Linked DNA regions of Homo sapiens: region 1 is linked to region 2. The links are chromatin contacts, found by Hi-C or POLR2A ChIA-PET in ENCODE. All regions are on one chromosome and are shown on one strand. Each heading gives the region's core, a stretch centred on a gene start or an enhancer-like site at or near the end of the contact. The rest is flanking DNA. Distances are from core to core; before and after follow the strand shown. Region 1 holds the start of KRTAP5-3 (keratin associated protein 5-3). Region 2 has its middle 26 kb from the start of DUSP8.

What was found. A loop is a pair of places that touch in the nucleus more often than their neighbours do. ChIA-PET counts read pairs that join two places held with the same protein, here RNA polymerase II (POLR2A). Pooled maps may share reads with other maps.
Region 1: a loop to region 2 is called in a pooled map, with 2.6 times the contacts of the local background. The contact joins the promoter of KRTAP5-3 here to the enhancer-like site in region 2. A Hi-C loop is called at or near these places in 1 of 168 maps with a recorded cell type or tissue (HCT116) and 10 of 50 pooled maps. POLR2A ChIA-PET finds 5 or more read pairs at or near these places in 4 of 52 experiments (H1, PC-3 and WTC11).

The regions. Positions count from the first base shown.
Region 1 is chr11:1,606,912-1,610,373 of GRCh38, reverse strand. It overlaps KRTAP5-3 (keratin associated protein 5-3), which reads left to right and starts at 1,911. Exons shown (of 1, transcript NM_001012708.2): 1 at 1,911-2,809. The coding sequence starts at 1,989. The coding sequence ends at 2,705.
Region 2 is chr11:1,544,929-1,548,385 of GRCh38, reverse strand. No RefSeq gene overlaps it. Among named protein-coding and RNA genes, the nearest start is that of DUSP8, 26 kb to the left of the region's middle. Within about 2 kb of position 1,496, at least 13 of the 41 ENCODE cell types and tissues checked have a DNase peak (open chromatin) inside an H3K27ac peak, as active enhancers do; they include HCT116, where a contact is called at or near this core.

The sequences.
Region 1 (3,462 bases), core at 662-3,161, 62 kb before region 2:
AGCACATTGGGAGGCTGGGGCAGGTGGATCGCTTGAGCCCAGGAGGTCGAGGCTGCAGTGAGCCATGAGCGCACCACTCTGCACTCCAGCCTGGGTGACAGAGCAAGACCCTGTCTCAAAAAAAAAAAAAAAAAAAAAAAAAGAAGAAGAGCAAATCATTGACACACAGAATAACATCGTGAGGGAAAGAAACCAGAGTACATTTTTAATGATTTCATTTTTGCAACATTCAACAACAGGCACAACTGGTCAGCAGAGCTGTGCCTGGAGCGATGGGCAGGAAGGGAAGGCGGCGAAAGGGAAACTTCTGGGGGTGAAGCAGTTGGTCATGGTTGGAGTGATGGGCACACGAGTACATGTTTAGCGGAACTCATGGAATTGTACACTCAAAATATGTGCAGAGCCCAGGAGACCAAGGCTGCAGTGAGCTAGGATCACACCACTGCCCTCCAGCCCGGGCGACAGAATGCGACCCCGTCTCAAAAAAAAAAAAAAAAAAATGCAGCCCAAGCCTGGTGGCTCATGCCTGTAATCCCAACACTTTGGGAGGCCAAGGCAGGTGGATCACCTGAGGTCAGGGGTTCGAGACCAGCCTGGCGAACATAGTGAAACCCCGTCTCTACTAAAAATACAAAATTAGCTGGGTGTGGTGGTGGGTGCCTGTAATCCCAGCTACTTGGGAGGCTGAGGCAGGAGAATTGCTTGAACTCGGGAGGCAGAGGTTGTAGTGAGCTGAAATTGCATCACTGCACTCCAGCCTGGGTGACAGAGGGAGACTCAGAAAAAAAATTTTTTTTCACTGCATGTAAATTTTACCTTAATAAAAAATTAAAATTTGGCTGGGTGCAGTGGCTCACACCTGTAATCCCAGCACTTTGGGAGACTGAGGCGGGTGGTTCACCTGAGGTCAGGAGTTCGAAACCAGCCTGCCCAACATGGTGAAACTCTGTCTTCACTAAAAATACAAAAAAATTAGCCAGGCCTGGTGGTGGGCGCCTGTAATTCCAGCTACTGGGGAGGCTGAGGCAGGAAAATTGCTTGAACCCAGGAGGCAGAGATTGCAGTGAGCCGAGATTGCGTCACTGCACTTTAGCCCTGGTGACAAGAGCGATACTCCTTCTCAAAAAAAAAATATTAAAATTAATCTTTTAGAAAATAAAAGTGTGTTAGAGAGGTTGGCTAATCAAAATTTTTGTAGCCTTCAAGAAGAATAAACTTGAAGAATATCCATTGATTTGTAGAATTTTTACAAAGAATTAATAGAGGAAAACTCAAAAGCATTAGAAAGGGTCCTGTTCCTCTGTTCCCTCTGTGAGCCCAGCTTGCCTGAAGGGAACGTGGGTCTAATCCGTGTCTGGAGGAGTGAGCCAAACCGCAGGAGGAAGAGGTAAGAAAGACAAAGGAGAACCAGGGCCACACTCAAATCCATGCTCTTCAAAACTTTGTTTTACAGATTTGACAAAATATTTATACTTGAAGTTTTTAAGCGGTGGAACCTATAGACAGCCTTTCTTTCAGCTTATTTTTTTAATTTTTATTTTATTTTATTTTTTACCAAATGACCATCCTTGATATAAACACCAATGCCAGGGGGTGGAGGGTCTGCATCGCTGAGGAGAGCCCTGAGCACCAAGGACAATGGTCCACCCTTCGGCCAAGCAACCACCGCCTCCCAGGCTCCTGGGACACCCACTGGAGAGGGAGCCCAGTGTCTTCTAACAAAGGGAAACACCTATGAGGAAGAGGCCAAATTTAGAAACCAAGGAAAGGACAGCTTGGCTTGAGCTGATGGTGGCTCATGGGATTGTGGAGAGATTAAAAATAACACTTGTGCATGTGAAATAGCAGAAACAACAACAGAAGTATTCACGTGTTCAGTATAAACACCTGGGCAGGAATATAAAGAGCCCGGGCTCAGAGAACTCCACACCTGCACACCTCCCTCTCACCTGCTCCTCTACCTGCTCCACCCTCAACCCACCAGAACCATGGGCTGCTCTGGCTGCTCTGGAGGCTGTGGCTCCAGCTGTGGGGGCTGTGGCTCCAGCTGTGGGGGCTGTGGCTCCGGCTATGGGGGCTGTGGCTCCGGCTGCTGTGTACCTGTCTGCTGCTGCAAGCCCGTGTGCTGCTGTGTGCCAGCCTGTTCCTGCTCCAGCTGTGGCTCCTGTGGGGGCTCCAAGGGGGTCTGTGGCTCTTGTGGGGGCTGCAAGGGGGGCTGTGGCTCCTGTGGAGGCTCCAAGGGGGGCTGTGGCTCCAGCTGCTGTGTGCCCGTCTGCTGCTCCTCCAGCTGTGGCTCCTGTGGGGGTTCCAAGGGGGTCTGTGGATTTCGTGGGGGCTCCAAGGGGGGCTGCGGTTCTTGTGGCTGCTCCCAGTGCAGCTGCTATAAGCCCTGCTGCTGCTCCTCAGGCTGTGGGTCATCCTGCTGCCAGTCCAGCTGCTGCAAGCCCAGCTGCTCCCAGTCCAGCTGCTGTAAGCCCTGCTGTTCCCAGTCCAGCTGCTGTAAGCCCTGCTGCTGCTCCTCAGGCTGTGGGTCATCCTGCTGCCAGTCCAGCTGCTGCAAACCCTGCTGTTCCCAGTCCAGCTGCTGTAAGCCCTGCTGCTGCTCCTCAGGCTGTGGGTCATCCTGCTGCCAGTCCAGCTGCTGCAAGCCCTGCTCCTCCCAGTCCAGCTGCTGTGTCCCAATTTGCTGCCAGTGCAAGATCTGAGGCTCTGCCCACAAACCTCAGTGGGTCCTACAGATCCGGGCTCTCCAGGAATGATTGCAGCTGTGTCCTGAATTCCTGAAGCACGTCTCTGAATCTGTCCTCCTCTGGACTAAGGCAGCCTAGCGTCCAGGGCTCAGTACTCAGCCGCTCAGCCTCTGAGGTCATGAGGGCTTCTGGCATGCTGGGTCCTGCCCATCAACCCTCCCGGAATCCCGTCTTCCTTTCCTGACCCCACCACTTCAACCTTCTCAGGGCTTCAAGATCCCACATCCCTGGGCCCCTCCTGTGAGCCTGCTGGAAACACGCTGACACTGGAATCCTCCGACCTGCTGCCGCCTCTCCCCGGTCCCCGCAACCTCCTGGCTCCTCCCCGCTTCGTCTTCATCCTGCCTGAGCTGCCACCGCTCCGATTGCTTTTGGAGTTGACCTAGAGGACTCGGAATTATTGGAGACCCCAGGATCCTCTCCTGAGGAGGAGGGGCGCCCAGTCTCCTCTTCTACCTCCGACCTGGCCCTGTTTCTTTCCCCAGGGCTTCGCCTTGTAAGTGCCTAGGCTAGATCTTCTAAATAAATACGATCTGCACCTCCCACGAGTTTGCATTGTGATTCTTTTGTTTCAACTTCTGTGTGATTAGAGAAATGTACACTTTCCACAGAGTTGCACTCCCAGGCATTTGGGAACCCCCCGTACCCTGCTGTGTGAGTTTGCTAGGGCTGCTCCACAAACCGTGTGGCTTAAGCAACAGGAGTGGATTGT
Region 2 (3,457 bases), core at 247-2,746:
TTTGCACCCGGAAACGTTTGGGGAAGCAGGGTGAAGTCAAGAACCTGCCCAACAGTGGGCGGGGCCTCCCTGCCGCGAGGGTCGGGGCGCGTGGAGCCTGCGCTGGCCACAGCCCGCGGTCTTCGGCTCTGGGTCATCTGCGGGGCAGTGGCCCCTCCTGATATCCGCCCGCCCCCACTCCCAAGCAGAAAGAGATTCCGGTGCCTCTCCACCCTCCCCACCCCACTCCCTCCGTCAAGCCCCTGGCCCAGGAGACCCCCGACAGCCCTGGAACACAGGGCCGATTGGCGAGATCAGTGGACACTAGGCCTGCCCAGAGCCTAGCCGGTGGGGGCGGCGTCCTGGGGGTGGGAGGGGGGCTTGTGGGGCAGTTTCCATATCTTCCTCGCCCAACCCAATCCTTCGGCCAGCGGCAGGAATGGGGCTCAGAGACTTTGCCGGCCTGGGGCAGGGCGCACTGCAGCCAGTGTGGAAGCCAGACCCAAACCGGACGGTCCCGGTGCCTGGTTCTGCTCGGTCACCTCTTGCCCACCTACCCAGCGGGCGCTCACAAGCTGGGGGCCCAAAAGAGGAACAGAAAACCAGAGGACTGGGGGGGCTTTGAGGCTGAAGGGCGAAGGCCCTTCCCGGACACCCTTGAGCCCTCCACCCTGAGCCCCTAGCAGCGCCAGGGAGTGACTTCAGTCCGGGTTCCTACTGTGGGGCCTCCGCCTCTCGGAGGGCATTAGGGCTGGCAAGGCGCGGCCGATGGGGCCCTTCGCCTGTGTGGACCGTAACAAGAAACTCCAGGAGGGGCAGGATTGAGGGCAGTAGGACGGGGTTGGTGTGGGCGAGGGGAGGTTTGGGTCCCCCCACCTCTCCGGGCAGCTGGTGGCGGCCCCGCCCTCCCTGAGGGCAAGGAACCCGCAGCCGGGAGGACGGCGGCTGCAGGCCAGTGTAGGGTGGGCGCGGTCCCATTAGAGCGGGCGGGGTCCGCCAGGATGGGCGGTGAGGTCAGCCCCGACGTAGGGGGCCCAGAGCATCGCTGGGTGGCTCGGGTGGCACCGGCGTCCGGGCCGCCAACCCCGCAGGAAGCGCCCAGTCACAATCCCGCCCCAGGGCTCCTCCACGCCCCGCCGCCCAGAGCCCAGAACCTGCCCAACCTGCGCGCGCCGCGGGGCGCAGCCGGGGGCTCCGAGGACCGGGAGGCAGGCGCGGGGGGTGCGCCAGCTGCTCGCGATGACCTCACGCCCGGCGGGGCCGCGCCCACTCCCAGACTGCCCTCCGCGGCGCTCTCCATCCGCAAAGCGCCGCTGCTCCTCGGCTCCCGCGTCCTGCGCGCCCCTCGCGGGTCCGGGTCCCCAGGCACTGCTGGCGTGGAGGGCGGGCGCGGGGAGCAGCTGCTCCGCTCCGAGCACGTGGGCAGCGCGGCTCCGGGTCCGGGGCCTAGGTGGGCAAACACCTGTCCCGCATGGGCGGGGCGAGCGCCCCTCCGGAGCCCGCCTGTCCGGCCCGGGGAACGTAGTATGAGCTCTTCTCCCGCCTCGGGCTTCGACTTGGGCTCGCCCGCCACCCCCACCCGGCGCTCCCCGAACCCGAGGCGGAGCGCAGCCCGGCAGCGCCATCTGCTGCCCGCGCCCGCCGAGGCTGGGGCCGGTTCTCGGGCCGGGGGCCCTGCACGCACGCCCACCCGTCGGGAACCCACCTGCTGGGAGGAAGGCACAGCCCTGTCTCCACCCCGCGCCCCCAGCCCACCCTCCTTCTAAGGCCCTCCCCTTGGTCCTTCGGCTGCCTCAGCTGTACCCACAACCTGCACCTGCTCTGGGCTTGCGGGTCCCGCAGGAAGGTCGCCCACACCGCGGCCCCAGGGACTCAGGCAGTCAGTGACCAGCTGTGTCTCCAGCCAGGTTTTCTCCCTGTCCTCCAGACCGGGCAATGCCAAATGGCAGCGGCCACCTGCGTCTGACTAGGCCCCCATCCCAACGCCTCCAACCCCCTTCGCGGCCACCCCCCCTTCTCAGGTAAGCAGTACACCTAGCTGCTGTTCTTGGCTCTCCCGCCACCACGCCCTCACCTGGATGGTTCCGCCAGACCCCGCAGGCCCCTTAGTCCGCCCCAGCCCTACCCAGCTGTCTACAAAGCGCATTCCTGGAAGGGCCCCTCCCTGGTCTGCCGGTGTGCTCTGCGCTCCTCCCCCAGCCCAGGTGCAGGGCGGCACTCTGAATCCCCTACCGTGCAGAGGGCATGTTCACCTCGGCCCTTGACTTCCCAGCAGGGCCTGGCATTGAGGGTGCCGCCCTGGGATATTGTGTGTGGCCTGAGGCTGCTGGAGCCAAGCACCGCAAACCAGGCGGCTTCAACAGAAACGTCTCTCCAGCCCTGCGCGGTGGCTCATGCCTAGAATCCCAGCACTTCGGGAGGCTGAGGCAGGCGGATCATCTGAGGTCAGGAGTAAGACACCAGCCTGGCCAACATGGTGAAACCCCAGTCTCTACTAAAACTACAAAAATAAGCCGGGTGTAGTGGCAGGCACCTGTAATCCCAGCTACTCAAGAGGCTAAGGCCGGAGAATCCCTTGAACTCGGGAGGTGGAGGTTGCAGTGAGCTGAGATGGCGTCACTGCACTCCAGCCTGGGTGACAGAGCAAAATTCTGTCTCAAAACAAAACAAAAAAAGAAGAAAGAAGGAAAGAAAGGAAGGAAGGAAGGAAGGAAGGAAGGAAGGAAGGAAGGAAGGAAGGAGGGAGGAAAGAAAGGAAGGAAGGGAGAGAAAAAGAAAAGAAATGTCTCTACAAGGTCTGGAGGCCATGAGTCCAAGATCCAGGTGTAGGCAGGTGGGCTCCGTGGAGGGCCAGGAGGGAGCATCTGCCTCAGCCCCTCGCTGCAGCCTTTCACAAGGCCGTCCACCCACCCTACTCCAGTGTGGCCTCATCTTAACTAGGTTCTTCTGCAGTGACCCTAGTTCCAAATAATGAGGTCACATTCTGAGGTACTGGGGTCAGGACATCGACATATGAATGTGGGATGCACAATCCCACCCATAACAGGTATCGGTGGGAGAAGGAGGCGTGTGCAGGCTCTATGACCACCACCGGGAACCCTTCAGACTGCCCTCACCACACTGCTGGCAACCAGTCCTAGGAACGGGCTCCGCAGAGGTGAGTTTGCAGAGCCAGCATCCCAGGAGGTGGGGCCCGCATGGGTTTGATAAGTAAAAGCTGTCAGGCTGTCAGGGTCCATCTGGTCCGGGGACTCCCACCCTCCTGCCCTCCAGCAATGCCTGGGGGGATCTTTAAATGCAGGGCCCAGGGACCTACATAGCCAGCCTCTGTGGGGGCAGGGCTCAGGAATCTGTATTTCCAAAGTTTCCCTACGGAGTCTGCTGCATCTGTTGATGAGACATGTACATTTGGGGACCTGAAATCTAGGGGTCCCTACCCAGTGGATGGAGGGGACAATAGTGAACCCCAGCTGGCTAG